Regions from separate parts of the Homo sapiens genome. Here region 1 is linked to region 2. A link is an interaction called in ENCODE POLR2A ChIA-PET data of the cell type or tissue named here. Cell type or tissue: PC-9. All regions are shown on one strand. Each heading gives the region's core, and the rest is flanking DNA. Links, peaks and the distances in the headings are about the cores only.

Region 1 (16,446 bases), core at 5,398-9,397, 1.5 Mb before region 2:
CTGAGAAGAGGAAGCTTGGGAATGTCAGCCAAGGGGCATTAAAAATTAGTAGAGCCGGGTGCGGTGGCTCACGCCTGTAATCCCAGCACTTTGGGAGGCAGAGGTGGATGGATCACCTGAGGTCAGGAGTTTGAGACCACCTGGCCAACATGGAGAAACCCCGTCTTCTACTAAAAATACAAAAATTAGCTGGGCCTGGTGGCGCGTGCCTGTAGTCTCAGGTACTCAGGAGGCTGAGGCAGGAAAATCGCTTGAACCCAGGAAGTGGAGGTTGCGGTGAACCGAGATTGGGCCATTGCACTCCAGCCTAGGCAACAAATGCAAAACTCCGTCTCAAAAAAAAAAAAATTAAAAAAAAAATTAGTAGTTTCAGTAAAGCCCAAACTTTATAGGCTCCAGGAAAAATTTTCTTCTTACCAAGTTATATGGGAATTTTGAAGATTATTAGACATAATACAGGGATTTTGACTTTATACCATCTTGACCAGATTATTTGTAATTCTAGTGAGTGGATTTTTGTTCTCACTGTAGGCTGTGGATTTTCTGCAATGATGAGTAAAGGGAATTGACGCTCATGTTTCAGAATCCATGTATGAATGCATATATGTTTTGAGGTGATCAAGCTAGCTCTGATCACCAGTTCTGAGATCTGAGCAATGGGCCATGCCTGGGTAATACCTCAGAGCTAGCATCATCAGCATTACTGTGCAGTAGTTTGAGGCCCCCATAGACAGAGTGCTTGAGTGAAAAATGGCTTTGGTCTTGGAAGCGGCTTTCTGAGGGCAACCCCTCAAGTCCAGTTCTTGAGAGGCTTGTGTAAGCTGTGAGAAATCTTTATAACCTGGAGCAGAGACAGCAGTGAGGCAATTTTGCTGAAGTATGTAGGCTTAATGGTCTAGATATTGTCATCCAGAGTTATGAGGCTTTTCCAAGGCTGACGGCAGTGCAAGGCCTGATGGCAGAAGAGGAAGTCAAGGTAAAGAAATGTGAGGAGCTCCAGTGGTAAATCAGGGAGCTCACCCTAAATGTGGAAGAGCTGGGCTTGGCCTGGAGAGGCACTTTTCCCCTAGAATACATGAAAGTCTTTCAAGAAAGATCACTAAACCTTTGTGAGCAAGAAGCAAATGACCTAAAGATCACTTACTTGGAGGTTGATGGGTTGATGGGTAAATGGAAAATGATTGTAGTTTTTCTTTCTCTCTCTTGGATGCAAATATGGAATGATGAAGTTGTCTGAGTTTCTAGACACCATGCAACAGCAGCAGCTCCGTCCTCTATTTGTTTTGGAAGACCAATACTTTTCTTTGCCTTTTTTGGGAATATAGAAAGAGAACATAGTTGCTCTTAGAGAAGTTCAAACATAAATCAGCTTGTATACCTTGAAGTTTTGAGGTTTTTTTCTTGTTTAGTTTTAAAGAGAGAATATTCATCAGTGTCTGCCTGGAGGAAGCTTTGGGAACGCATCTTAGCCAGCTGCCCCCAGGCTCCTGCCTAACCTGGAGTGGATACCCGTATGGATGCCTGACTCTGCAGATATGATATAAAAACTTGGATCCTAAGTCAGGATACCTTAATTTGTTTTAAAGTCCCTTTTACCACTGGTCTCTAGTACCTGAATCTATTGCCCTGGTTCTTTATGGGGATCTTTTACTTACTCTTTTCTCACTTCCATTGGGAAATTGAAAGATTTCTCTTCCGTATTTCACATTTTGCTATATTTTAATTTTTTCCATACAGACTCCATCCCTGTGTTTTCAATATCTGGATGTCTGGGTCCCAGATCCTCACCTGGAATCCGTGGGCCACTGATCATCTGTTTCTATAACTGTTAGAAAAAAGACACTGCATTTGCTATGAACCCAGACTTAGGTTTGCTCTCTTTAGGATAGTATTTTGGAAACACCAAAGGGAAGAAAATAGATTTACACCAAATGTTACTTTAATCTTTAGTCACGAATACAGCCGTGCACCACAGAATGACATTTCAGTCAGCAATGGACTACATATGCAACAGTGGTCCCACAGGGTTATAACATCATATTTTTACTGTTCTTCTATGTTTAAATATGTTTAGATACACGAATACTTACCATTGTGCTCTGCTGCCTAAGTATTCAAGACAGTAACATGCTGTACAGGTTTGTTGCTAGCAATAGCCTATATCATATAGCCTAGGTGTGTAGTAGGCTATGACATCTAGGTTTGTGTGAGTACGAGCTGTGATGTTCGCCCAGTGATGAAATCGCCTAATGATGAATTTATCAGAATATATCCCCATGGTTAAGCAACGCGTGACTGTATTTCAAGAACACTTATTGTAGGCATTAACCTATGAGAATATAGAAATGTATGAGACTCAACTCTATCCTTAAACAACTTAAACTTTAGTTAGATACATAAAACAGAAGCATATGAAAAATTAAATGAGACCAGTATTAATAGCCAGTGTATTAAATGCCTACTGTGTGCTAGGTGATTTACAAGCATTATTTTAATCGTCACAATTACTCCACAAGGTATGATTATCTGCATTTAACAGATGGTGACCCCCATGTCTTAGAGACGGTAAAAACTTTCCAAAGTTTACTTGGCTAGCAAGGAGAGGCACCAGGGCCTGTCTTCAAAGTCAGAACTCTTTCTGCTGAAATATATTGACTTTATATTTGTTCATTTTAACAAAAATAGAGATTATTGAGATTATTGCTGTGTACAATATCGATGCTTGGTAAAAAGTTATAAGGAATTCTAAGGAGGGAAAGTGTTCTGTGGCCTGGGATGGTTAGGGAAGACTTTGAGTAGAAATGGAGTGATTTGATCTAAGATCCAAAAAATCAGGAGGATTTGCCTAGGGAAGAGGAAAGAGAGACCAGCCTACCTAAAGGAGGACGGGCTTGAGCCACAGCCTTCTGGAGCCATCTTGAGGGATGCACTGGGAGGCGCAGCTTAGTCTCATCTCAGTTCCAACTGAGAGACTCCACAGGGCTGGAGAAGTTTTGGGGATAGGATGGAGTTATGACTGTTAGCCCCATGGTTGGGTTACCTTTCAATGCCCAGGTTTGTTCCTGGAAGGATTTTCTTAGTTTGTGTCTCCCATGGCAATATTTATATGGGCACGGGGAAAACACATTTTGGGGGTGTAAAACAGTGTTGGTATCCCACTTCTTACTGGTGCAAGTTATGGGGCCCGAGAATTGCCTTAGAGGTTGAATAATTACTGGGTTTTGGGTTTTATAGTTCTCTTAAAATCTCTTCAGGCTTTGGGTCTATGTGTATGCTTCTGATCCAGAGCCAAAGTTCTTAACAACACAAAGCTATTGAGCCCAAGAAATGCTGTCTTTCTTTTTTAATTGAGACAGAGTCTTGCTCTGTCACCCAGGCTGGAGTGCAGTGGCACAAGTTGGGCTCACTGCAACCTCTGCCTCCCGGGTTCATGCAATTCTTCTGCCTCAGCCTCTCCAGTAGCTGGGATTAAAGGTGCCCACCATCACGCCCAGCTAATTTTTGTATGTTCAGTAGAGACGGGATTTTGTCATGTTGGCCAGGCTGGTCTTGAACTCCAGACTTCAAGTGATCCACCTACCTTGGCCTCCCAAAGAGCTGGGATTACAGGTGTAAGCCACCGAGCCTGGCCCAAGAATTGCTGTCTTTCAACCAAGGGCCTGTGCTCTGATGTCTCCCAGATTGTCAGAATAATAATTTTGGGGCACCATCTGTAATCCTACCCCATAATCCAATCTTCCCCACCTTCATCTTCGCAACCACCTCAAAAAGGTTATCATCATTATGCTAATTTCACAGACAGAATAAGACACCAATGGAAAGGAGCAGAGGTCTTCAGGGTTCTCTCTCCTTTCTAGGTTGGATGAGGCCCTGGAACACAAGTTCTCTAGGGAGTCCCCAGGTACATTCCACAAAGTTCTGGTCCACCTTTCTTAACAACAAATCTTCTGCCTTTGAGGTTTCTCTTCATGCCATCCTTCTGCCTTTGATCTGAGAAAACACAGGCCCAGTAAGTGTCAGGCCTCTGGACTCATGGATCCTCCTTTTTAGAAGTGGTCAGTAGGGTGTGAAGCTTCAGAGAGTGCTCCTGGCCCCCTATGCCTGTCAGAACCACAGGGAATAAATCCCCTCTTGGCCCAGCAGTAATCAGCTCATGCCTTGGAGCATGAAATTTGATTAGCTCTTTATCTCAGCTGCATTACTTGGACTGTTATTATGAGTCATAAAATTTACAAACCCCCATCCCACCCACCCCTCTGTCAGTGTGACACTGGTGTAGGACTTGGTGACCTTTAGGGAACGGGAGCAGGGCTTTGCTCTTTTTTATTTCTATGAATTTGCATATACAGACCAAGGTCATACTGCCACAAAAGGAGACTTACTTCTTAGGGAAATCCTAAGAGTTACTGAGGTTACTTTTTGCCCCTTTGGTATACCATTCATACGGGGGAGGGAAATGGTATAGGTATGCATAATAAGACATGCCTATCGTATTTGCAATGCAAATTCTGTCCTAAATTAGAAAAAGAGCTACATTTACTCTGTAGAAATGAGTTGAGGGTCTGTATCTGGAAATAGTAGCCTATACTGATTTCCCAAACTGATTTGCAAATTAGAATATTCTAGAGCACTGTTAAAAAAAAAAAAACCACGTATTTCAAGCCCCTACTTCCTACCTTTTGCATTGGAATCCATATTTCTGAGAATCCAGCCAAGGAGTCTGTATTGATCATGTTGGACCAGCATTTTGGGATGCACTCATTAGCCTCCATTTGGATGCCTAAGGATCATGCATGTCAGGGCTTGGGTGCCTTGTCAACAGACAGAGAGTCAACAGACAGTCTGTGCCTTGTCAACAGACAGACAGTCGCTAGGATTCAATAGGCATGAAGGGCCAGAGAGAGAGTCCTCCTGAGTTGTGTGAGAACAGACACTGTAAGAGGGAGTAAGGAGTCAGGATGGAGCCTGCCCTCTTGTTCCTGAAAGGCCACAGGCCCCTGCCTGACAGCTTCTTATGCCTCATTCTCTGCCTGTACACAGCCCAGCCTATTCAGGTCAGGCATCTGCCATGCTGACTGGTTTCTGTATTTTGTGATCCAAATTCTTTGGCTTTTCTGTGTCGTGGGTTCAATCACAGCCAAACTGACTGAAACTGAGAAAGCCAGGTCAGTGAGACTCCCAGATCTCCCTTTCCAGGCCTCTGAAGATCTTTCTCATTAAGAGATAAGGAACAGGCTGGGCACAGTGGCTCATGCCTGTAATCCCAGCACTTTGGGATGCTGAGGCGGGCGGATTATTTGAGGTCAGGAGTTCAAAACTATCTTGGCCAATATGGCTAAAACTACAAAAATTAGCGGGGCATGGTGGTGGATGCCTGTAATCCCAGCTACTGGACAGGCTGAGGCAGAAGAATCGCTTGAGCCTGGGAGGTGGAGGTTGCAGTGAGCAGAGATTGCGCCACTGCACTCCAGCCTGGGTGGCAGAGCAAGACTCCATCTCAAACAAAAAAACAAACAAAAAAAGACATAGGGAACAATGAGAATGACAGGCCCATTGCCCAACATGTTCAATACACCATCAAAGAACAACATGCCATTTTAACAAGAAACTTTTATATGGACCAGAAGGAATCATGGTGGCATGACCAGCACATTCTCTTGTAGTCAAGATGCATGGGAGGTCAAGTCAGAATCCGTAATTTTTATGGCATTTATTGTTCATCTCTTCATTCATTAAAAAAGTATTTATTCAGCACATATTATGTGCCAGGTGCTTTGGGACCTTGGTACTGTTTAGGTGCTTAGAATACTTTCATGAAAAAATTAAAGATACTTGCTTTTAAGGAGCTTGCATTTTAGAGGAGAGATGGGGGAAGATAGACAATAAACAATAAATAAGTTATGCAGTATGTTAGGAAGTGATTACTTCTGTGGAGGGAAATATGTTAGGGTAAAAGGGATTGAGAATTCCAGGGAGGTAGATTGCAGTTTTGAATAGGGTGATCAGTATGGTCTCATTGAGAGATAACATGTGAGGAAAGATGGAAGGAGGGTAGATATGTGTTGGGAGAGCATTCTGGACAGAGACAACAGGCTAAGAAAAGGCCCTAAGGAGGGAAAACGCCATTAACACTGGAATGGGTGAGTGAGGACTGATAATGATGGCAGAGGCCATAAGGACACAGCACATGGGAACTTGTAGTCATTTAGACTTTGGTTTTTTACTCTAAATGAGATGGAAGTCAAGGCAAGGTTGTAACCAGAGGGATGATATAATTTGACTTGCTTTTTCATTAATTTTATGTTTAATTTTTATTATGTAGACAAATAATATTATCACATAATTATATTATTATATAATAATATACTTTGTTACATTATAATATAATATTACATAATAATTATATTATTGTGCAATAATGTCAATTATTACATATTTTATGTAGACAATTTTATATTTATATTTTTTATTTATTTTTTAAGCTAAAAAAGCAGACAAAATAGTATAACAACCCTTCATGTGCCCATTACCCAATTTTACAATTATCAACTCATCAATATTTTATAGACTCCCCTTTCACTTCCCCTCCTCCCTGAATTCCAGATATAATATCATTTACTCAGTAAGCACTTCCATTATGTAATGTCTTTTTGATTGAGGTACAATTTACAAAAAACTACAGCTTCATGAATATTTTCATACCCTTGTAACCATTATTCAGATCAGGATATAAAACAGAGTCTTTCCAGCACTCAAGATTCCCTTGTTTCTCAATCCATAACCCTACCACCACTATCCAAGGTAGCCACTATTTTAACTCCTATCATCAAAGATTAATTTTGCCTGTTCTTGAATTTTTTTGTAGAAAGAATCATACAGTATGTAGCCTTTTGTGTCTGACTACTTTAGCTCACCCTTTTGCCTGAAAGATTCATCGATGTTGATTGTTTGTAGCAGAAGTTTGTTGTTTTTTACTGATGTGTAGTATTCTGATATTACTCTTCCACAATTTATCCATTCTGTTGACAGATAGAGGAAAGGTCCACTCCAACATGAAGACACTGGGAGGAAAGAAAGAATAATGAAGGAAGCTAAAAGTGGAATCACTGGGATAGGAGAAGAAACAAAGAAAGTCCATCCAGGAAGCCGGTGAGTAACAGTGAATCGGGAATGGAGACATGATGAGTCATGCCAAAGGCTGCTGGTCAAACAAGTTAGATAAAAACAAAAAATAAGCATTAGACTTAGGAGTGTGTAGGTAACTGGTAACCTTTATAAGAACAATTTTAAAGACAAGAAACTGATTGAAGGGTTTCAGAGAGAATGAGAGGAAAGTGCTTGATTAGAATATACAGCACTTTTGAAGCGTTTGGTAGGAGACAGAGCAAAGAAATGGGGCCAGAGCTAGGGGAAAAGTAGGGTTAGGAGAATGTTTATTTGCTTTAAAGATAGAAGAAATAATAGTATGCTTGCATGCTCATGGTAATGATCCAGTAGGAAAAGAAAAACTGAAGATATAAGAGAAGGAAGCGAATTGCTGGAGCAAAATCCTCAGGTAAGTGACAGAGTTGAGATCTAGTGCACAAGTGGAAGATTGGCTTTAAATAGGGAAAGGACATCCACCATGCCTTAGAGACTGAAAATAGTTGTGGGGGCAAGATTGGTAAGCACTGATATCCAGGTATCTCTGACTTTGTCAGATTGGGAATAAAGATGTAGTCTCCATAAGAGCCAAATCTTAACGTCTGTGAGCCCTCTGCTTGCTGCTGGAATCTCAGCCTTTTCTCCCAGTAGATTTAGAGACCCCGGGATGCTGCTTATACTTGTCCCCACATGAATCCTGTTTATTAATAGCTATCACAGGTAGATAAACTTCATTCAAACCCTGACAGTTCTACAAGGCTCAAGGCCAAAGCTCCTTTATCCCTGCTGTAAATAAATATTCCTTCTTAGTTATGCAAAGGTCCCAGAGCGGAGTTGTTTATGCAAACTGTTTCTCGAAAGGCACACATGTGACACTGGCAGAGCTGGATCAGAGCAGATTCTGGTGTCAGTTGCTGCACAAGGCCAAGAACCACTATTTCCTCCCAACATCTGATCTTAGCATTAGCTTGGGCTCATCATAGCTCGTCTTCTTCCCTGTGGTGAGTTAGGTCTCAACACCTCCATTATTGCTTCATTTAAGCTGGTTTTCACTAGTCTTCCTGCTCCCCACCAAACTGGAGCGTGATAAAGACAGACAAAGGACAGAGAAAGACATTTGTCTCCAGGCACCAGCCTATGTGGGCACCAGAAACACTAAATGCAAATTTCAGTGCTGTAGCAGCAGAGAACAGGGAGGGAAGGAAAGCACAAGCACATTCCACTGTCCCTGGGCATCCTACACCCTCTTCTTGCCACTGCACCAAGTCCCACCATCTGCTAAGTCCACCAGCTGTGTTGTTTCTAACTGAACCCCACAGTTTGAGTCTTTGCCCCAGTGATTTCTCAGCTTTTATGTAAATCAAGGGTCTGAAATGTATGTATTGGAGGGAGTGGCATGACCTAACTCCTCCAGCTTCTATTCAGTCAATACATATGGAATCAGAACAAGGAATGCTTAAGTGTGTAGCGGTGTGAGGCTAAGATGGCTGAAAGGATTTTTCAACAAGGGAATCTGGACCACGTAAGTGTCTCTCTTTCCAGGACACTGCTGTCGTAGGCACTGCCGGTGGCTGTCTTTATTGCTTTTCTTCTGAGTGTCACGGCTGATCAGCCGACATTTGCGTAGGCTCACTTTTCCTTTACTCATGTTAATTAAGTCAAAGGTGTCATGGCAAAGTTTTGCTGGCCAAGATGCCAGAATTTTAGAAAGGATTTAACTCCAAGAATTCTAGAACTTTTATGTTAATTAAAGTATTCTGTGGGACAAAAATTGATGAGGCTTGTAAAAATCACCAGAGGAGGAGACTCAGTGCTCTTTGACACCCTTTGCACATTTCTTAGATGAGTCATGCATCTCTTAGTGGAATTCAATTAGTTTGCTCTAAATGAAGTTATCAATCTGCCTTTCTCTGGCCCCCAACATATACATTGATCATAATGGAAATTACAGGGTTGCAACATCATAACACTGCTGTTACTTGTCAAGGATGACCATGAGTGAAAGTCCTGTGGATCTGGCCTTGTGGGAGACACGTCTTCTGCTTCATGGTCTCTTGTTGGGTCTGCTGGTCTGTTAGGTGTTTCTCTCCCTGGCTGACTCCTGGGAGACTGACTTGCAAGAGATTCTCTATTCTCTGTGCCCTGTAGGGTGATGGGGAAAGCTAGGCTTCAAGTAGCCACAGACTGAAACATCTATTTCTGCTGCTTCTTTTGGTCAGGAATCCTCCTCCTTTGTACCCTATGTCCAGATCCTGCTGACTCAGCCTAGATCTCTCTACAACAGAGGGACTATGGGTCACTGTGATAGCATTTACCTGGTATTCCCTCAAATAACAGATTCAGACAAGACAGCAGAATTTCTTCCTCTGACATATACATCCCTGGGATAGATAGTTGGGTAGTGCATACAACTTTCCACTATCCTAGTGTCATTCCCAAATACACATCCATTTGCAAGGTGTGGCAGCAAAAGGTTTTCAAGTAAGACAAATGCAGATCCAGATTCCAGTTTTGCCACTCATCCTGTGACGTGAGGAAAATCACTTTATTCTTTACATGGGAATAGTGGTTAACGGTTAAAGTGGTAGCCATTTGTGGGTTCACAAAACCAGCACGGTCAATCCCCTCCACAATCCTCTGAGGCTGCTGTAGTACCCCAATTCTACCAACAAGGAAAGGCAGCCTGGGTAAGGAGAAGAGGGAGGACCAGGTTTGCCTGTCCAGAGCAGTGAAACTGGGTCTTGTCCCAGGCTTTATGGAGAGAATCCCAGTGTTCTTTAAATTTTTTGGTTGTCACAACTGCAGGGTGAAATGTTCCTGGCATCTAGTGGGTGGAGGTCAGGAATGCTTCTAAACACACTACAAGGGTGCATGGGACAGCTGCTCACAATAGGGAATTATCCAGCCAAAATGTCAATAGAGCCAAGTCTGAGAAACATGGCAATGGCAGTAGACCCAAATATGACCTCATCGAAGATGGGTGAAAGATGTCCCCCAATTTGCTGAGTTCACTTGAAAAGAATTGTATTTTAAGCATATGCCAAGCTGCAGAGAATACTAGAATGTTCCTCTTGGCGTTTCACCTTGGCATTGGCTCACTTTGCATACATTCCTCTTTGCATAGGCTCACTTTTCTTTTACTCACGTTAATTAAATCAAAGGTGTGATTGCAAAGTTTTGCTGGCCAAGGTGCCAGAATTTTAGAAGGGATTTAACTTCTTGAATTCTAGAACTCCATACCATACACATAAAATAATTGCAAGTAGATCACATATCTAAATGTAAAAGCCAGATTATCATTTAAAAAACTGATAAATTAGATTTTATTAAATTAAGAATGTCTGCTGATCAAATCACATCAAGAAAGTTATTAAGCAACTGTGATGGTTAATATTGAGTGTCAATTTGATTGGGTTGAAGGATGCAAAGTATTGTTCCTGGGTGTGTGTGTGAGGGTGTTGCCAAAGGAGATTAACATTTGAGTCAGTGGGCTGGGAAAGGCCACGCACACTTAATCAGGGCTGCCAGTGAGGCCAGTATAAAAGCAGTCAGAGGAATGTGGAAGGGCTAGACTGGCTGAGTCTTTGGGCTTTCATCTTTCTCCCGTGCTGGATGCTTCCTGCCCTCGAACATTGGATTTTGGACTCTTGAAGGACTTATACCAGTGGTTTGCCAGGGAATCTTGGGCCTTCAGCCCCAGACTGAAGGCTGCACTGTCAGCTTTCCTACTTTTAAGGTTTTGGGACTCAGACTGGCTTCCTTGCTCCTTAGCTTGCTGACAACCTATTGTGGGATGTCACCTTGTGATTGTATGTGTCATTACTCCTTAATAAACTCCCTTTCATGTATACATCTATCCTGTTAGTCCTGTCCCTCTAAACAACCCTGATTAATAGAGCAACTAATAGACTGGAAGAAGATATTCATGATACAAATGTCTGACAAAGATCTTGTATCCAAAATATATAAAGAACTATAAGAAAAAGAAAATAAATAAACCGTTTTTTAATTGAATTGATCTTTTATAAACAAATATTTTATAAAAGATTAATTCAGATGTCTAGTAAGCATATGAAAAGGTGTTCAATAACATTCATTAGGAAAGTACAAATTCCCATACACACCAGAATGGCTAAAATTTTTTTCAAAACTAATAATACTAAGTGTTGGTGAGGATGTGGAACAATTAGAACTCTCATACATTATAGGAGGGAGTGAAATCAGTTCAACCACTTTGGAAATATCTATTAAAACTAAATATTTGTCTGCCCTATGACACAGCAGTTGCACTCCTAGATGCGATGCTCCTAGGTATATATTCACGAGAAATGAGTTCACATGTCCAACAGAAGACGTGCACAAGAATGTCCACAGTAGCCCCAAGCTGGAAACAACTACTGTCAACAGAATGGATAAATGTGGTATAGTCGTATCATAAAATAGTACATACATCAATAAAGAATAACAAACTTCTACATACAGTTACATCAATGTGAAACAGCTTGCTGTGACGAAGAACAGAATTCTAACAAGTAGGAAACTCTTGGGTAGACAATTTAAAATATAGACCTGTATTAAATTCATGGAATAAACTAAACAATTTTATAAAGGAAAAGACTATATTAGAAGTTGTTTATATATTTCATAGGCTGTAACCACTAGTGTGCTGTATGACAAGACTTACAATTTCTAGGAACTATTTGTATATTAGATTCCCTGATAAAATAGTTCATGTCTTTTTGTAAGAAAAACTTCTAATAAATGTATTTGTCAGTGGGTAGTGTAGTTTATGGACATCTGGCAGCAAAATCACCAAATTTCAAACTAATAACCCTTGTAGCATCAGATCCTTACACATTTTACATGTTGTTTTGAGATTCATAGATTCAAATACATTCACTTCCCTCAGCTCATGAGAGTAAGGCTCATATTTTTCATGGCATATTCAGAGGTCTCAATCGTAAATTCTTACACAAATTCCAAAGGCAATATTTTCTTTAGACCCAGGGCATGTATTAGTATTTCCGGCTGGAGTTAGGTGAGATAACTCTCTAAAAGTGATGGCAGAATATTAAAGAGGCAAGTAGAGAAATCTCATACTTGGAAGCTACTTAAGTGAGCTTGTTTCCAACATCGGTGATTCTAATACCAATGATGTCGAATGTTTCCCACTGAGGTGGCCACAGGAGTCTCCATGAGGAGGGTTGTTTTTGAGTTGACATTTGAAGAAAGACTGGAATTCTGGTGGAGAAAAAACCACCTAAGTGAGGGAAATGGCATAAAGCAAAGGCCAACGTCTTGGAAGTAAAAATATAGTTGAAGGAGAGTAATTTAAAGTACAGTGTTTATGAAGGAAGTATTCATGAAGAAAAGTAGTTGGAGATAAGACTGGAAAAAAGCGATTAAGATCAGAGTTTTGAGAACACAGATTAGGGCTTTGGGTGTTTAAGGGGGCAGAATCATGTAATTACTTTAGCAGGGTGGGAATAGCTTTCTTTAAAACTATTTTTGAAGTCTCAGCCAAATTATGAAGTCTAAGCTTCCATAGTCTGATGAAGAACAAGTGAAAAGCAGAATCCAAAGGAGTAGTTAAGTTCTGGTTGGCAGGAGTTGGGAAGACGGTGGAGGAAAGGAGCTCCAGCCTGTGATGGGCACAGTGTGCCAATGGCGGGAGTCACGCTGGGCTGCATGAGGCAGGCGTGCACCTTGGATTGGCTAGGGTGGAGGTGTCAGCAGTTCCGCCCCAAGCCCTGCCTGACTTGGCTGTGGTTTCCTAGTGTTGGCCTGAATATCCCCGGAGAAAGTGAGCTTTCCTGTTGGCATTCCTCACCTCTGACTTGAACTTGGCTCCTCCTCTGGAAGCAGAGATTTCTCTGTGTGATTATGCTAACTGGCAGATTTTAGAACATTCTCTGGGTCTCTCTTCACTCTTCAGTCTTGTATATATGAATCTAGATAAACCCTCTTTTCCATTATGGGACCAGGAGAAATCGTTGCTTGGTTAAGTGTAAGTGGAAAAATACCAATGAATTGGATTTGTGGTAGGTAATTTACCGTTTTGTCTTCCTGATTTCCCTTCTGCCCTTCTCTGGCATTCCCTTTCCTTAGGGAAATGCACAGTTTTCTATTCCATGCGGTTCTGGTGGGACTGTCACTGCTGGTGCTCTGCTTCAGAAGCCACAGGTGTGGGCATGTGACCAGAGTCTTGCAAATCATGGTGTCCCATCCTCCAGGCCACAGTGATTGGACTAAGATGCAAGCATGTGACTGAAGCAGGACCAATCAGAATCCTTCTCTGGGACTTACTGGATCTGCCACAATAATGCTTAGAATTTTCTGCAGTAAAGATCGTTCTTCAGTTAGAAAGAATGAGGCCACCACACTGAAAGAAGCAGAGCTGAGAGGGAGAGAGACCTGATAACTTCCCTTTGTGTTCCCAGATCTCAGTATGTGGGAGCCTGTTCCCCTACTGTCCCCTCTCCCCAGTACCTATTTCTTTTTTGCTTGAGTTAGTTTGAGTTGTATTTTGGTCACTTCAACTTAAAAACGAATCCTGATTAATATAAAAGTTGTTTCTTGGTCATTTGCTTTATTATTGGCTTCAGCTTTATAACTTTCTTGGTCCTACACAACCAGCAAAGCCTTTTGAGAATGAGACCCTCTGTAGTGTTCATTTAAGCTTAGTACAGGAGGTATCCTTACAGATGTGACATCTTTTTAATGTCTCCTGGCTTTGTATTCTCAATTCTGTGGAGTTATGCATCCCTAAAGACATCTCAAAATACTTGCTAACAACATAGACAGGGATACCTGCTCTTTGGGTCTAGTTTTCCAGCAAGGAAAATAGATTTTGTAGAGTATTTCTGAAAAACAGATGAAAATTGTGATGATAACATACATTAAATACTAAAAAGAAAAGTGGTTCAGAGAAAAGGCATTATATCTAAGAATATCATTAAGGTGTTCCATTATGCAGTAAATGAAGTGCAGTTTCACACTCCATCAACTTATGTTTAAGACGCTGTGTGCGTGTGTTTGTGTGTGTGTGTATGTGTATAAAACCTTGCTACAGAAAATGGGACAAACTAAAGCCACTACAAAACCTTGAATCTTTATATTAGGAAAAGGTTTCACTCGTGTGTGTGTGCCTGTGTGTGTGTATACACAAGGAGTTCTTAAAGTGTTCTAGTAATACACTTCCTGTCAGAAACATTGTTGTTATCCTAATCCATGCATGCTCAGCTGTGAGTGAGTTGGGACAAATGAAAGGGGGAACCAGGAAAATGTCCCTGAAATGAGATCATCTGAACCAGCCTCGCCAGTCAAGATGAGTGACTTTGTGGGGCAAGGCATGGCATTAGGAGTGGCCAGGCCCCTGGGATGATGCCTGGGTCTGCAGTGGCAGCACTGTGGTTCTGAGCGGTTCTTCTCTTTGGAGCAGGACTTCAGGTGACAGCTTGCAACTGAGGTAGAAAAGCTGTGCAAAGCTGGTTAGCCCAGCAACAGCAGGAAAGAAAAGCGGTCCAGGAAGAAATGAGACAGGACACCATGCTGTCTTCCCCTTGCAATGCTCAGATCTAGTAATGCCTCCCATGAAGTCAAGTTTGCCACAGTGACTTCAAAGTGTAGCCATCTGTCATCTCTACAAAAAGCCTGAGGACATGAGGGTTAGTGGAACATGCCATGGTCTGTGACCTTATGACTGATCCCAAGGCCTCAATCAAGATCCGTCATTCTCCACCTTGGTTTCTACATTTCCCTCACCACAGTAAGCATTTTGGTGGGTCAAGGCTGCTACCCTGTGGGGTGGCTTGAACTTTCATCTCCAATGGGTCTGAGCCTTTCCAGGCCACAGTTGTATACAAATGGCCCACTTATGGTTACCATGGGCACAGGAATCCCTGAGAGACACCCCAGGGGATCTCTGGGTTCCAGAGGCACTCATTCTTGCCCCATGTTGTAGAGCAGCAACCTGGCTCCTTGTGGTCATCAGGGCTGATTGCCCCTGACAACAACGTAACTCCTTGCCATGCCTACTTCTTCACTGGCAGGAGAAGCCTAAAAGAAATAGATAGCAGGCATGTCTTCTAGCAGAATTCCAACCATGTTCCCCCTTGGGACCTGGGGCCCTTAACCAGCAGAGCATAAGGTCATGGGACAAGAAGTGCAAATTCCACAGGGGGCCACTAGGAGTGATGGTGAGGGAGGAACCACTCCTACTTCCACCAGGTCACACCTTTACAAATTGGTTACCATGGCAGTGTAAGATGGAGCACAGAAGATGGCCAACACACTCAGACTCTCCCTCCATCTGTTTTTCTGTCTCTGTCTGCCTCTTTCTCTCTGCTCTCTGTCTCCTCCACCCACTGAGAGCCTGGCTCCCTATCAGAGGGCAGAGACGGTGGCTACTGAGGTCACCTCTGCACCTCATGGCCTTTCCAGCTCTGCCTTACCTGGGCTGCTCCTTCCTCAGAGTTCTGGGAACACTGGAAAGTGAGGGCAGAGGAAAGCCTGTTGGTAGTTCATGTTTGTGAAGGCAGTGCCCAGAAGGAGGGAAGATTCTAGAGTAGAAGGCTCCACTCACAGAAATTTGGTCAAGGATTAGAATTATTGGAAACTTGAATTAAACTGAACCCATCTCAGGGCAAACATCCCTTCTGTCCTTCCTGCCCCACCAGTGGGGAAGTCACAGGAACAGATGGGAAATGTTCCCTCTCTTTGTCCAGAACCACTCTTCCTTGGACACAGTTAAGGACTGCTTCCTTCTTGCAGCAGGAGCTCTGTAGATCATCCGGACAGGCTCCTCCCCCAGGTACACAGGCCCTGCAGAGCCTGGGAGAGGAGGCCTGAGGCTCCAGCAGCCTCCCCTTCACAGCTCCCTTTGCGCTCCAGCCTCTCACCATCCAAGAAATGTGTGTATTTTCACCTCTGAGCCGTTGTTCATGCTGGCCTGTCCTCCAGCATGACCTTTCCATCTCTTTTACACTTTTCTTAAAACCTTAAACAATTTTTTATAAAGCCCAGCCCAAGGATCATTGTCTGTGTGAAGGTCCAGGTGGAATTCTCAAGTATCCTATTTTCCTGTGATGATATCTCTACCCTAGCACTAAGTGCTTTATATGTAATAATACATTTAATTCTTATCACAATCTTTGAGGTAGAGGTTATTATTATCCCCATTTACAGATGAGAAAACGGAGTCACGGGGAGATTAAATAACTTGCCCAAGGTGACACCATGAGTAATGTTATATTCCAGGACCATATCTTATCTTCATACTGGCATCCCCCAGTGTGTAGCATT
Region 2 (16,446 bases), core at 8,095-12,094:
AGGGGTTGGACACCAGCCTGGGCAACATGGTGAAACCCCATCTCTACAAAAAATAGAAAAATTAGCCTGGCATGGTGGCACATGCCTGTAGTCCCAGCTACTCAGGAGGCTAGGTGGGAGGATTATTTGAGCCCAGGAGGTTGAGGCTACAGTGAGCCATGATTGCACCATTGCATTCCAGCCTGGGCGACAGAGCAAGACCCTGTCTTAAGGAAAAAAAAAAAGGCAAAACAAAAACATGACTATCTTATTCTTAAAACCCTACAGTAATGGAGATACTGTTTTGAACCACTTTCAAAACCATTTTCATTATCAGTAAGCCATATGCTGTCATTGCACCACAGGGCTTGTGTCCTAGGGAAGGAGAAAGGTAGATACCTTTCTAGAAAAATCCACAGGGCAGGGAAGAGGGAAAATATGAGGGAAAGGAAGTCTCTGAAAAACAGAAAGAGGAAGTGTGAACCCTCTGGAGCTTGAAAGCGGGTAAGTGGGGATGGACATCAGATGCCAGTGCTCTCTCACCCTTGTCAAACCTTGTCGGTGGCATGTACAACAGTAGAAAAACTCCACAGAGGTCAAGAGCATGTCAGAGACAAAAATGACATATGTTGCTAGGTGTGGTGGCTCAGGCCTGTAATCCCAGCAATTTGGGAGGCCAAGGTAGGAGGACTGCTTGAGCCCAGGAGTTCAAGACCAGTCTGGGCAACATAGTGAGACCTCATCTCTACTAGGAATAAAAAAATTAGCTGGGTGTGGTGGCTTATACCTGTGGTCTCAGCTACTTGGGAGGCTGAGCCTGAAGGATTGCCTGAGCCCAGAAGTTGAGGCTGCAGTGAGCCATGATTGTGCCACTGCACTCCAGACTGTGTAACAGAGTGAGACCCTGTCCCTCCCCACTCCAAAAAACCATGTGTGCCCCACTTTTTTTTTTGAGTTGGAGTCTCGCTCACTCTGTCACCCCAGCTAGAGTGCAGTGGCATGATCTCGGCTCACTGCAACCTCCACCTCCCAGGTTCAAGCAATTCTCCTGCCTCAGCCTCCTGAGTAGCTGGGATTACAGGCGTGTGCCATCACGCCCAGCTAATTTTTGTATTTTTAGTAGAGACAGGGTTTCACCATGTTGGCCAGGCTGGTCTCAAACTCCTGACCTCAAGGGATCCACCCGCCTCGGCCTCCCAAAGTGCTGGGATTACAGGCGCACCCGGCCGTGCCCCACTTTTTGATTGGAGCCCTGGAGCAGTCAGTCGCCTTCCAGCATGTCCTTATGTCCACCTGGAGTGGCTCCAGCAAAGTAGAGACAACAGCAAGGTGTGTTGAAGCTGGGACAGGGACCTTAGGTGTTCCACCCCTTTCACACTGCCCCACCTCAGTTCCCCTTGGCTTGAGTGCGGCTGGGAGAAACCCAGAAGTCCCTAGGAGGCCCTAGGGAATGCACAGGTGATTGAGAGCTGAGAGCCTGTGGACCTGCCTCAGGCTGAAGCCCAGAGATAAATGGAAAGCACTGGGGACATGGGAGGGGTTCCGGTTTGTATCTACAGGACCAGCAAAGCTGGCACAGGACCCACAAGCCGGGTAAACCACCAGGTCCTCCCAGCCAGACCCCTGACTGTGGATGTCAGCAGATGTAAAGGCCACTGAGGACCAGAGGGCAACACAGAGCCCTGCACCCAGAGTTATCCACAGGGTGGGGCTGGGAGCGGGAGAGGCAGGAAGGGGACACACCCAGAGAGGAGGTGACAGTCCAGGCAGGGACTTGGCTGAAATTTTATCCAAGAAGAGGCTGAACTAACTTAATAAAACTAACTAAATAAAACTTAATAAAGCGATTCTCCTGCCTCAGCCTCCTGAGTGGCTGGGATTACAGGCATGCGCCACCATGCCCAGCTAATTTTTGTATTTTTAGTAGAGACAGGGTTTCTGCATGTTGGTCAGGCTGGTCTTGAACTCCCAACCTCAGGTGATCTACCCACCTCGGCCTCCCAAACCTGAGAGGCGGAGGTTGCAGTGAGCCGAGATCACGACGTTGCACACCAGCCTGGGCAACAAGAGCGAAACTGTCTGAAAAAAAAACGTAACTTTCAATGAGTTTTGGCAAATGTGTACAATTGCGTAACTATCACCTCAGTTAAGATAAGGACAATTCCATCACCCCGAAAAGGTTCTTCATACCTTTGTGTAGTCAGTCATGCTCCCCTTACCCCCTCACCGACCTGATGTCCATCTCAGTAATTTGGCCTTTTCCAGAATTTTATATGAATAAAATCATGTAAAATGTAGCTTTTTTTTTTCTTTTTTTTGAGACAAGGTCTCACTCCTGTTGCCCAGGCTGGAGTGTAGTGGCAAGATTTCAGCTCACTGCAACCTTGACTTCCCAGGTTCTTGTGATCCTCCCACTTCAGCCTCCCGAGTAGTTGGGACTACAGGCACAACCGCCACACCCAGCTAACATTCTGTATTTTTATAGAGACAGAGTTTTGTCATGTTGCCCAGGCTGGTCTTGAACTAGGCTCAAGCAATCCACCTACATGAACCTCTCAAAACGCTAGGATTTCAGGCTTGAGCCACCGCGCCCAGCTTGTGCTAAACTTTTAAACGTTATTTCCTTTACTATCTCAGCTTCCTCCTCCTCCACTCAGCCTTCTCTGCGAATTGCTTTATATGGACAAAACTGGGACCAGCAGCAACCTCCACAGCTGCCCCAACCCCACCACCAGACCCTTGTGTGACAACAGTCCCCAGGGTCATGGGTCTGGATCGTTGACATTCTAATCTTATTGGTTCTCTGCAACACTTTCTTTGGGTTATTTCTCTCTTTTTTTTCCCCCACCTCTTAGGACACAGAAGCTCTTTCTTCAGATCCCCCCCACTTATAGCCCCCTCCTCTCCTCCTCACCTGTTGGCCCTCTGCCCTGGCAGCCTGGTTCCCCAGGGAATCCATGCACAAGGGCCTCCCTCCCTTCCATGCACTCCTCCCCTTCTGCACAATCTTCCTCCTCTCTTCTCATCGTCTGTCTTCTATCACCTTGTTTTCTGTGCCCAGGCCCTCTCGTGATCTCATTTGCCACAGATACACCCTGCTGCCCAGCTCCTGCCCGCAGGCATCATTTGATCGATGGGTTTGAGGTTTGTTGACAGTTGGGGTTTTTCTCTCTCAGTGAGGAAGAAGCAAGAAACCTCAACACTGCAATTTCCTCAACTCCCAGTGACGGTGACAAATTCTGAGGCTCCAGGGCGGGGGCTGTGTCTTCACATGCCCTGTGGAGTGTTGTCCTCACAGTGGTAAATAAATAAGGAGGTGAAAAGGTAAGACAAGAGGGAGCAGCATCTGTGCTTAGGGGCAGGGCTCAATTTGTCTGATGTGGGAGGACCTCAAAGGTGTCTCTCTTCTCACCTAGGCCAGACATTTGCAAGCTGACTGCCCTAAAGGAGCTGTACACACCTTCTTCATCCACCATGTGCCTTAGCAAAGGGTCACACCCAGGGAACTGAAGCTCTCTCTGTGTCTCTAGGGGTGGGAAGGCAGTGTCTGTGGTTATCCACCTCCATTCAGAGCCAAGTGAGTTCAGACTGCTGGGTTCTCGTCCTAAACTCTTTCACCGACTACCCCTGAGGCCTTGAGCAAGTGACCTAACCTCCTCCTCGTGCTTCTGTTTCCCCATCTTTACAATGACAGTCGTCATGGGGACAAATTCACTGGGTTGTAGTACAGATGGAATGAGAGCAAGCCGTCGCGCAGAAGACGTGCTCAACAAATGGAAACCACTGCTATCATTTTCATTCTTATTATCTCAATTTAGGAAACAAGGATCCCGACATTGCAAGCTATTCCAGGTGAAGCTAAAAAGAAGATAATCCCCAAGTCTCTGGGTAAAGAAACTCACTGCCACCCTCAATCAAATCAAAGCCAGATTCCGTGATGTTGGTAGTGAAGGGGAAGTCCCCCCAGGGGTGGGGTGGAGTGAGGTGTGGCTTTCCTTACCCATTGGTGGTACCAGTGAGACGAGGGAGAAATCTCCCAGGAAAGGTGAGCCTTGGAGGGCAAAACACAGCCAAGAGATCTAACCGCTTTTCCCATGTGGAGAGTCTCCTGCCAGCCAGAGCCAATCTCAGGAAATATGAGTTCGATTTTATTAAGGAAACCAACACGTTTCCTTCTGTCTAATGTAGCCTCTGTGTTATTCACATTGTTGGCTCCCAGGATGTGAAATGTCATCCTAGTACAGAACCCAGAAAAGAGTGGGCTGAATGTCTCTTTAGAGAGCTTTAGCCAACTATTTAAAAAAGTGGAGTCTACCTTCCTAACAGAGTTAATAATCACATGCCTTTATAGGAAGCAGTAGTAATAGTTGTGGTAATAATAACAGCTGACTTTTTCTCTTAGCAGTTGCAGTATAAGGTTCATAACCATCCTGTTAAGATGGTATTATTTATAGTCATCACTCAGTATCTTGCTGGGATTGGCTCCAGCACCCCCTTGGATACCAAAATCCACGGATACTCAAGTTTCTGATATAAAATGGTATAGTATTTGCATATAACCTAGGCACATCCTTCCATATACTTTTTTGTTTCTTTGTTTGTTTGTAACAGAGTCTTACTCCTTCGCCCAGGCTGGAGTGCAGTGTCATGATCATAGCTCACTGCAGCCTCAAACTCCTGTGCTAAAGCAATCCTCCTGCCTCAGCCTCCTGAGTAGCTGAGACTACAGGTGCACCACAGCACCAGGCTGATTTTTTTTTTAAGTTCTTATAGAGACAGGGTCTTACTAATGTTTACGAGGCTGATCTCAAACTCCTGGGGCCTTAGGCGATCCTCCTGCCTTGGCCTCCCAAAGTACCGTTATTACAGATATGAGACACTGTGCCTGGCCAACTTTCCTATACTTTAAATCATCTCTAGATAACTTATCATGTCAAATATTAATACAATGTAAATTCCATGCAAATGGTTGTTATACTATATTGTTTTTATCTGTATTATTTTTGTTGTATTGTTGTTTTTATTGTTGGGTTTTTTTCAATATTTTCTATCTGTGGTTGGTTGAATCCACAGATGTGGAAACTGTGGATATGGAAAGCTGACTGTATTAGAATTTTATAGAACAAGAAACTAAGGCTTCATTAATTTAAATAGCCTGCTAGGATCATAAAGATGGGAGGCATTCTCCAACCCTTGTTTGATTCTGGATTTGAACTTGGGTCAGCTTGAATTCAACGCCAGAGTGCCTAACAGTATTTTGTCTCTTAGAGGAGTCTAGATTGCAACTGCATTTCAACCTAGTAAGAAAAGCATGTATAAGATCTGCTTTCTTTCTGATCTCCTCTGGGTATTTGTTTTCTTATGAAAGTCTGAGAAAGTCGCAAAGTTCAGCCCCAAAGAATGAACAAGTGGTTCATTTCTGCCCCCTAGAGGAGGTAAGGAAGGTCATGGTTAAAATGAGTGTTCAGAATCGCAATAGATCCAGCCCTGCAATAGAGCCAAACCTAAAAACAAACTACTTTCAGTTCATGAAAGGGAGGTGATAATGGGTTAGGGATTATCTGGATCAAGAGTGAGAACAGTGTATCAGGGTCCTGCCTGGATATATACTGGATATATATATATATATAGTGTGTGTGGAGATATATATATATATATAGTGTGTGTGTGTGTGTGTGTGTGTGTGTGTGTGTGTATATATATACAGCTTGCATATATATATATACAGCTTGCATATATATATATACAGCTTGCATATATATATACAGCTTGCATATATATATACAGCTTGCATATATATATATATACAGCTTGCATATATATATATATACAGCTTGCATATATATATATATATATACAGCTTGCATATATATATATATACAGCTTGCATATATATATATATATATATACAGCTTGCATATATATATATATATATACAGCTTGCAAATATATATATATATATTTACAAGTATATATATATATATATATATATATATATATATATATATATATACACTGTTCTATCAGGGTCCTGAATAGACTCATTCTAGTCTAGTATTCAGACTAGAACTTTCATCTTTAACATGTGCCCCAAATGATTCTTTCACTAAGGCAACTTTGAGAAACAGGTGCATATAATTTATTCATCCAGCAAGGGCTTGAATAACACCTTCCATCCACAAGCCACTGTTACTAAGGCATTTGCTGGACCCCAAGGGAGTGGAGTCCACATCCCTGTCCTGAAGAAGCTTGGTCAATTACACTATCTCTCAGGGCCTTGCCTTTGTTATTGAGAAAATGGCTCATCTCTAAATGGTGTGAGAGCCAGGAGACCCATGTTGGACGTGCAGACAGGGTGCACTTTACTTAATCTCCTTGGACCTCAGTTTCCTTGTCTACAACATCAGAGGGTGAATACTCATCAAGCTTCCTCCTGTGGCAAGATTCTGAAGTTCCCAGGCCCTGTGGAGAGCGTACAGGGAAACCTTACTTAGGTGACCTGCTTAGGAGTCTGGTCTCCATGACTGTGCAGATCCACCTCCTGCCAAATGGCTCATGACAATCCCAGGAGCAGGCTGTGGTCTCCCTGATCCTGAGGTTCAGAGCTTTTGGTGTTCCCGTCACTGGCATTCACGCCACACTGTAGGAGCCTTCTTTTCATTGATGTAAACTCTGTTCACAAAAAGGGTCTGGGGAAAATAAAGTTGATTTGGAAAAAGAAATTTCTCTAGAAACCCAAATAAGGCTTCTTATTTCTAGAAACCCCCAAATAAGACTTCCTGAAATGTGGAGTCAGATGAACCAGCCTTTAAATCCTAGCTCTGTTACTCAATAGCTGTGTGATTTGAGGCAAGTCATCCATTTTAAACTTGGTCTCTTCATCTGTGGAATGGACATAAAAAGAGTACCCAAAGCTGGGTGTGGTGGCATGCACCTGTGTTCTCAGTGACTTGGCAAGAGGCTGAGGGAGGAAGGTGACTTGAGCCCAGGAATTTGAGGCCGTAGTGCACTACAATCATGCCTATGAATTGCCACTGCATTCCGGCTTGGGCAACATAGTGAGACCTCATCTCTAAAAATATATAGGTATAATAGAATAGTTTGTATCTCACTGAGTCATGGTGAAGATTAAATGAGACTAGACTAATACCTGGTGCATAATAGGTATGCTGAAATATTTCCTTTTTTTTTTTTTTTTTTTTTTGAGACGGAGTCTCGCCCTGTCACCCAGGCTAGAGTGTCGTGGCGCGATCTCGGCTCACTGCAAGCTCCACCTCCTGGGTTCACGCCATTCTCCTGCCTCAGCCTCCCGAGTAGCTGGGATTACAGGCGCCTACCACCACGCTCGGCTAATTTTTTTGTATTTTTTAGTAGATACGGGGTTTCACCATGTTAGCCAGGATGGTCTCGATCTCCTGACCTCGTGATCCGCCTGCCTCGGCCTCCCAAAGTGCTGGGATTACGGGCATGAGCCACTGCGCCCAGCCTATTTCCTATTGTTATTACGATTAATACTGCTGATGCTAGTTTTACCTTCAGAGACTGTTACAATTGGAAAATAAAGAAACAGTTCATAGTCAGGACCCCACCCAAGGATTTAGCACCCAAATCACTCCAGAGAACTCCAGCTCGACCTTGGCAGTCATCCAGGATGCCACATGTCCTCTCACTCTTGTTTAAAGATGTCCTAATAGAGCCAAACTTCTTTTGCCAAATTTCTCAAAATGAGTCCTTTAGTGGATCCTTGGGCTTATAGTACCACTACCACATCATCCAAGGGGCATGGCCATCTGGGTTTGAGGTTACAGAAAAAGAGAGGGGCCTAGGACCAGGGCCAAGGCAAGCTCATAGACACTCCTTGCAGGAGCAAGGTCAACAAGCAAGACCCATGAGGACTGAAATAAGGATCTACTTGACACTCAGATTGACTGCATTTGGAGAGCCAATAATTGCTGCCTTTGCCCTTATAATAAACTACAGCTTTTGAAGAAAATTTAAAAACAAAATAAAATCCACAAAAACATGCAGGCATTGCTGGGCAGCAGCAAACAAACATACTGGATTGTTCAGAAAGACTGCTAAGATCTTAAGAGCAAATTGTTTATAAACTGCAGAGAAAAGTTGTAATAAGAACTGGCTTCAGCACTAAAACACAGCTTTTGATTCTCCACCATCTCACTCCAACCCAAGAGAATAGCAGCAGCTGTTAGGTGTAAGGGAGCCTGTGGGCCTATTTAGGGGTGAGGGTAAGGTATAGAGGGGCACAGGCTCTCATCTCACAATTAACAAAGGGCCCCACATTCTGGCTTTTGACATTAGCTCCAGATGACAGGTCTGAAAGAAGCAATGTTCAGGATAGAACTCTCAACTTGTGTTCCTCACTGCCTGTAGAGCACTGTAAAATATTTAAAATGTACCCTGGAATTATCATGCAAAAACACATTACCTTTACTATTTTTTTCTGTGATAGAAGTATTAATTTGTCAAATGTAAACATTTAAAATACACCACAGTAGCATGCACCTGTGGTTCCAGCTACTTGGGAGGCTGAGGTGGGAGGATTGCTTGAGCCCAGGAGGTTGAGGCTTCAGTGAACCATGATCGCGCTACTGCACTCCAGCCTGGGTGACAGAGTGAGATTCTGTCTCAAAACAAACAAACAAACAAACACACAAACAAAAAACACCACCGCTCTCACCATCTTTTGGTGGGGGGTGTTGGCATTTCTTCATATTTTAATATACTAGGAACCTCAAAAAAATGGAAGTAACTGTGGGTCACTCTTGTCTTCTGAGAGGCCCTGGCACAGACCTGGGGATGGGAGTGAAGAATCAGGGCAGCCCTGGATGTAACTGTCTCTCCTGCAGAAGTGGTTGCTCCCTAGTCCAAACAGGTTTTTATCAGAATCTCTTTACTTCTCCATAAGAGGTAAAGATCAGTCCTCACCTTCTCATTCACCCACGGAAGAGACGCATTGCAAGGACAAACCCTGAAAATGTTGCTGGTCCAACCAAACTGACAGGGCCCCTGAGTATATCCACAAGAGGAGTGCCTGGCACCAGCTCTACACCCATCTTAGCAGGGTATGAACCACAGACAGCACTTTCCTGGGGGGAGGGATTCTTGACTGTTCTACACCATGTCCCAGAGAATACCAACAAGTTTTCTTTTACCTCTTATGTAAACTTCCAAAGCCTATGATAAAATAAATCAAAATTCTAACCCAAGCATTCACCATCTGCCCCATCACCATATAATTAAGATGATGTACTTAGCCTTGAAATACAGAACTTTTCTGTTAGCCTGTCACAAAAGGTTCACAGTTTCCCTCTCTGGCTTGGATATGGTTTGGATATTTGGCTCCTCCAAATCTCATATTGAAATGTGATCCCAGTGATGAAGGTGGGGCCTAGTAGGAGGTGTTTGGGTCATGGGGGCAGATCCCTTATGAATGGCTTGGTGCCCTCCCCATGGTAATGAGTCCTCACTCTATGAGTTTGTAGAAGATGTGATTGTTTAAGACAATGTGGCACCTGCCCCGCACCTTGCTCCCTCTCTCACCATGTGACAGGCCTCCTCCCCCTTTGCCTTCCATCCATGACTGTAAGCTTTTTGAGGCCCTCCCTAGAAGCAGATGCCAGCATCATGCTTCCTGTACAGCCTGCAAAACCGTGAGCCAAAAGAAACCTCTTTTCTTTTTTTTTTTGAGACAGAGTCTCACTCTATTGCCCAGGCTGGAGTGCAGTGGCATGGTTTTGGCTCACTGCAACTTCCGCCTCCCGGGTGCAAGAGATTCTCCTGCCTCAGCCTCCCGAGTAGCTGGGACTACAGGCATCCACCACCATGCCTGGCTAATTTTTGTATTTTTTAGTAGAAACCGGTTTCACCATATTGCCCGGGCTGGTCTCGAACTCCTGACCTTGTGATCTGCCTGCCTCAGCCTCCCAAAGTGCTGGGATTACAGGTGTGAGCCACCATACCCAGCTACCTCTTTTCTTTACAAATAACACAGTCCCAGGTATTCCTTTATGCCAACACAAAGGAACTAACACAGACTTCCTCTCTTGAAGTTAATAAAAATGGATGATGGACACAATCCAGCCAGAGTGCTGGCAACCAACACCCAGTCACAGATAAATCACAGCTACACCCTTTTCTCACACGGGGTGCCAACATTGCAACCTTTAGATGCAATCTTTTTTCATGAACTGTAACCAGCAGGAACATCCAGGAAGAATTACAGAGTTGATCCAGAGCTCCCAGAGTTTCTGTCTTTTTCAGTGATGAATCACTCACTCGATAAATATATTTTTAAGGCAGTATTTTAAAAATTGAGGTATAATATACATAACATAAAAGTCACCATTTTAAAGTTTACAATTAGTTTTCTCTCTGTGTGTGTGCGTGCATGTGTGTGTGTGTGTGTGTGTGTGTGTGTGTGTGTGTGTGTGTGTTTAGACAGGGTCTCACTCTATCTTCCAGGCTGTAGTGCAGTGATGCAATCATGGCTCACTGCAGCCTCAACTTCCCAGGCTCAGATGATTCTCCCACTTCAGCCTCCTGAGTAGCTGGGACTATAGGTGCATGCCACCACCCCTGGCTAACTTTTTTGTGTGTTTTTTTGTATGGACTGGTACTTTTTGTTACTTAGGTTAGTCTCCAACACCTGGGCTCAAGCAATCATCCTGCCTTGGTCTCCCAAAGTGCTGGGATTACAGGCATGAGCCACTGCACCTGGCCTATGTGTTTTAATATATTCACTGTCTTGTGCAACCATCCCCACTCTCTAATATCAAAGCATATCTGTTATCACAAAACAAAACCCCATACCCACTATAGTTACTCCCTATTACCTCCTGCCCTTAGTCTCTGGTAAACCATCAATCTACTTTCTGTCTTTATGGATTTGCCTTTTCTGAACATTTCATGTAAATGGAATCATGTGATAAGTTACCTTTATTTTATTTTATTTTTTTGAGATGGAGTCTGGCTCTGTTGCCCAGGCTGGAGTGCAGTGGCACAATCTTGGCTCACTGCAATCTCCGCCTCCTGGGTTCAAGCAATTCTCCTGCCTCAGCCTCCTGAGTAGCTGGGATCACAGGCACCTGCCACCACGCCTGACTAATTTTTGTATTTTTAGTAGACATGGGGTTTCACCATGTTGGCCAGGCTGGTCTCGAACTCCTGACCTCAGGTGATCCACCTGCTTCCGCCTCCCAAAGTGTTGGGATTACAGGCATGAGCCACTGCACCTGGCTGATAAGTGACCTATAGTGTCTGGCTTATCTCACTTAAAGTCTTCAAGGTTCATCCATGTTGTTGCACGTGTCAGCACTTCATTCCTTTTTGTTGTCAAATAATATTCCATTGTATGGATATATAACATTTTATTTATCCATTCATGAGTTGATGGACACTTTGGGTTGTTTCCATTTGGGGCTATTATGAGCAATGCTAAGATGAATATTCACGTGCATATTTTTGAGTGAACACGTGCTTTCAATTCTTCCGGATATACACCTAGAAGTGCAATTGCTGGGTCTTATGGAGCTTCTGGGTTTGCTGAGGGTATAGACAAGGTCACAGAACAAGAGCAAAGATACTCTGAAAGCACAGAATCCAGGCCCTGTGGTATAAAAACACACACTCCAATAAACTAAAATGAAGTACTGGTAATTTAGTGGATTTCTGAAAGTTCTTACCATTTATGGGCAGAGAAACTACATACAGGGGCTCTGGTGGTCTTTGAAATAATTTACTGACAATTTAGGCATGGAAATGTGAGTAGGTCATAAAGTTTGAGGAAAATAATAATTTTGGATGACTCTCTTTAAGTACAGTCATGGGCCAAATAGCAACATTTTGGTCAATAATGGACCGCCTACATGACAGTATTATGATGGAGCCAAAGAATTTCTATTGCCTAGCGACATCATAACATCTTAGTGCAACACGTTGCTTATATTTGTGGTGATGCTGGCATAAACGAACCTATTGCACTGCCAGTCGTATGAAAGTACAGCACATGCAATTATTTACAGTACATACTACTGGGTAATGATAAACAGCTATGGTACCGGTTAATGTATTTATTATTCCATACTTTTTATCATTATTTTAAAGTGTACTCCTACTTATAAAAAACATATTTTGGCCGGGCATGGTGGCTCACGCCTGTAATCCCAGCACTTTAGGAGGCTGAGGCAGGCGGATCACGAGATCAGGAGTTCGAGACCAGCCTGGCCAACTTGGTGAAACCCCCATCTCTACTAAAAAATTACAAAAATTAGCCAGGCATGGTGGCAGGTGCCTGTAGTCCCAGCTACTCGGCTGAGGCAGGAGAATTGCTTGAACCTGGGAGGCAGAGGTTGCAGTGAGCCGAGATCACACCACTGCACTCCAGCCTGGGCAACAGAATGAGACTCCGGCTCCAAAAAAAAAAAAAAAAAAAAATCCAGTTAACTTTGAAATAGCCTCAGGCAGGTTTTTCAGGAGCTATTCCAGAATAAGGCACTGTTATCACAGGAGATGACAGCTCCATGCATGTTATTGCCCCTAAAGACCTTCCAGTGGTACATGTGGAGGTGGAAGATGGTGATACTGATGATCCTGACCCTAGGCAGGCCTAGGCTTATGTGGGTGAGTGTGTCTTTGTTTTTAACAAAAAATTTTTAAAGTAAAAAAAAATTATAAAAATAGAAAAAAGCTATTTTTATAATTAAGATATAAAGAAAAAAGCAGCTGTACAATATGTTCATATTTTAAGCTGTTATTACAAAAGTCAAAAGTTTTTAAAAATTAAAAAGTTTATAAAGTAAAAAAGTCACAGAATGCTAAGGTTAATTTATTATTGAAGAAATAAATTTTTAATATAAATTTAGTATAGCCTAAGTGTACAGTGTTTAAAAGTCTATAGTAGTGGAATGTCCTGGGCCTTCACATTCACTCACCACGCACTCACTGACTCACCCATAGCAACTCCAGTCCTGCAAGCTCCATTTATGGTAAGTGCCCTATATAGGTGTACCATTTTTTATCTTTCATGCTGTATTTTCCTATACCTTTTCTAGGTTTGGATTTTTTTTTTTTTTGAGACAGAGTCTCACTCTGTTGCCCAGGCTGGGGTGCAGTGGCGTGATCTCAGCTCACTGCAACCTCTGCCTCCTGGGTTCAAGAAATTCTCCTGCCTCAGCCTCCCTAGAAGCTGCAATTACAGGCGCGCGCCTTACGCCCAGCTAATTTTTGTATTTTTAGTAGAGACGGGGTTTCACCGTGTTGGCCAAGCTGGCCTTGAACTCCTGACCTCAGGTGATCTGCCCGCCTCAGCCTCCCAAAGTGCTGGGATTACAGGTGTGAGCCATGGGGCCCAGGCCGGTTTAGATTTTTTTAGATATACAAATACTTACCAATGTGTTACACTGGCCTACAGTATTTAGTACAGTAACATGCTGTGCAGGTTTAGAGCCTAGGAGCAATAGGCTACACCATAGAGCCTAGGTGAGTAGTAGGCTATGCCATCTAGGTTTGTGCAAGTGCACTCTATGATATTCACACAAGGACAAAATCGCCTTTTGGGGGACACATTTCTCAGAATGTATCCCCGTTGTTAAGCGACACATGACCATAGTTGAAGAAACTCTCAGGCTGGCTTCTTCCTTCTTGAAAGGGATTCGGGGCCATGCCTCTTTAAGACCAAGGAGAATTGACTCCCTTCCCCACCTGCCCTCTTGCCTTCCTGACTCAGACCTTTGCAGCCTTCCCTCCCTTGCAGCTGTTCCCAACGTTTACTGTAAAAAAAAAAAAAAAGAATGCGCTATTGTTTAAAGTGGCAATTAATTGTTCAGCCTCTCATGGGAAGGAGGGAAGCTCTGAAAATGTTAGTCATTAATGCCCAGTGATGGGAAGGTTCACTTTGACCTCAGGAGGTTACAACTGCCATATTTCAAATGGCAGATTTTGTAAAGTTTCATTCCTGTTGAATTAATCTAAAGTACTTCTACTTTGATTAAGGCACCAGGCTGGGTGCTGTGGGGAGGTACGTAGAAACACAAAGGCATCCAGCCCCATCCATCCCTGTCCTTAAGAAAACATCAAGGGAGGAGAAGAATATTGCACAAAGGTAGCCTGTGGGACCTGCAGCACTCAAGGGTCTGTGTCCCAGCATAAGGGACAGAGTTATGTTGGGGAGAAGAGAATTCTCCTTAGGCCGGGCTGGGTGCTCCAGGCTTCATGATGGAAGAGGGGCTGAGGATGGGCAGGCTTTAGACAGGCTTCCAGCAGCGGGGATGGCATTCTAGACAGGGCAGGTGACAGATGCAAAGGCCCAGGGGCAGGACTTTAAAAGATATAGTGGGTCTGGGCTGGGCCCAGTGGGTCATGCCTCTAATCCCAGCACTTTGGGAAGCCGAGGTGGGTGGATCACCTAAGGTCAGGAGTTTGAGGCAGCCTGACAAATACGGTGAAACCCCATCTCTACTAAAAATACAAAAATTAGCCAGGCATGGTGGCATGCGCCTGTAGTCCTAGCTACTCAGGAGGCTAAGATGGGAGAATTACTTGAACCCAGGAGGCAGAGGTTGCAGTGAGCCGAGATCGCACCACTGCACTCCAGCCTGGGTGACAGAACAAGACCCCGTCTCAAAAAAATTAAATAAAATAAAATAAATAAATAAATAAAATAAAAGATATATTGGGTCTGAAATTCAGGTTCCTGAATAAGGCTTTGTTTAAAAGAAAAAAAAAAAGCAGCTGGGCACAGTGGCTCACACCTGTAATTCCAGCACTTTGGGAGGCCGAGGCAGGTGGATCACGAGGTCAGAAGATCAAGACCATCCTGGCCAGCATGGTGAAACCCTGTCTCTACTAAAAATACGGAAAATTAGCCAGGCATGGCAGTGTGCGCCTGTAGTCCCAGCTACTCAGGAGGCTGAGTCACGAGAATTGCTTGAACCTGGGAGGCGGAGACTACAATGAGCCGAGATCACGCCACTGCACTCCAACCTGGGCAACAGAGCGAGACTCTGTCTCAAAAAAAAAAAAAAAAAAAGAGAGAAAGAGCACCTTGAAGGTTCTAGTTTTTATTGAATAGCCCCAGTAAAGCCTGAGATTTATCTTTCATCTCTAAGGAGAGGCCCAACTATTGGGGTGCAATGATTAAAATGGGAACACCATAGGGCACTCAAGTTCCTTTTTCCATGCATCACCTTTGGCGTGGGAAACACCCTAGCAGCTGAGAGCCCCGTGATGCAGATGACTACAGACGTGTTAAAAAGGGCTCACCTTTGACTGACCCTGACAGGTGCTGGATTCCTAGAGGAACTGGGGCCTCAGCTGAGGTCTTTGGGGTGGTAGACCCCCTTTCTCCTCCACACACAGCGATCCTACCTATTACAGGTAGCATGGGCTTTTTGTCTTGCACACATCATTTCGTCGTTGGTTAATTCATTTCTATACTCGTCAGACCTTCTCTGTTTTCTCCACAGGAATCTTTGGAATTTCTCTGCTCTCCTCCATTACAGCAGTGGTTCTCGCCAGATAGACTACTGCCCACTGGGATGTGTTTTAGAAATTTGTAGGTGTTTTTTTTTTTCTTTTTCTTTTTTTTTTCTTTTTTGAGATGGAGTCTTGTTCTGTCACCAGCCTGGAATGCAGTGGCGCGATCTCGGCTCACTGCAACCTCCACCTCCCGGGTTCAAGTGATTCTCCTGCCTCAGCCTCCCGAGTAGCTGGGACTACAGGCATGTGCCACCACACCCAGCTAATTTTTGTATTTTTAGTAGAGATGGGGTTTCACCATGTTGGCCAGGATGGTCTTGATCTCTTGACCTCATGATCTGCCCGCCTCGGCCTCCCAAAGTGCTAGGATTACAGGTGTGAGCCACAGCACCTGGCTGTAGGGGCTTTTTTTTTAGTTGTTTCGGTGATGGAGAGGGCATTATTGGCTTTAGTGGGCAGAGACCAGGACGGCCAGAAGTCCTCCTGCAATAGGCAGAAAAGTTTCACAAGAATTGTCCCATGCCCCACAGGACTTTTATATATCTAATATTTGAGTGTTACATGTTCCTACTTATAACCACAGCACGACCATAACAATTAGGAAATTGACACTGATTCGATAATACCATCGAATCCACAGACCCCACTTTATGGGTCCAGCATCCAGACTAGTATCACAGGTTGGATTTAGTTGTCACGTCTCATTCGCCTCCCTCAATCTAGAACAGTTCCTCAGACTTTTCTTATCTTGCATGACCTTGACATTTTGAAGAGCGCAGGGATGTCCCTCACTTTGGATTCATCCGATTGCTTCCTCACGCTGTATATATTTTTGGCAGGAACACCACAGCAGTGATGCTGTGCTCTTTTCAGTGCATCACATTAGGAGGCTCACAACATCGATTTGTCTCTTGCTTGTAGACACAGAGGGGCTTTTCACAAAAGACTTGGAATCATATATGGGGAAAAAAA

The links. ChIA-PET counts read pairs that join two places held together with the same protein. Peaks named below come from ENCODE experiments on the same cell type or tissue, not always from the same donor. Only the 100,000 strongest peaks of a DNase experiment are listed, where the experiment ranks them.
Region 1: POLR2A ChIA-PET joins it to region 2 with 6 read pairs; 1 of 35 experiments calls an interaction of 5 or more read pairs at or near these places.

The regions. Positions count from the first base shown.
Region 1 is chr14:66,108,523-66,124,968 of GRCh38, reverse strand. It overlaps LINC02290 (long intergenic non-protein coding RNA 2290), which reads right to left and starts at 13,338. Exons shown (of 7, transcript NR_184247.1): 1 at 13,198-13,338; 2 at 6,915-7,061; 3 at 1,656-1,825; 4 at 1,145-1,308. In PC-9, for the core only: no CTCF peak of the experiment used is centred there; a DNase peak (open chromatin) is centred at 7,178; H3K4me3 peaks cover 465 bases; H3K27ac peaks cover 1,236 bases.
Region 2 is chr14:64,660,667-64,677,112 of GRCh38, reverse strand. No RefSeq gene overlaps it. Among named protein-coding and RNA genes, the nearest start is that of PLEKHG3, 36 kb to the left of the region's middle. RefSeq lists enhancers at 726-1,226, 1,227-1,727. In PC-9, for the core only: no CTCF peak of the experiment used is centred there; a DNase peak (open chromatin) is centred at 10,152.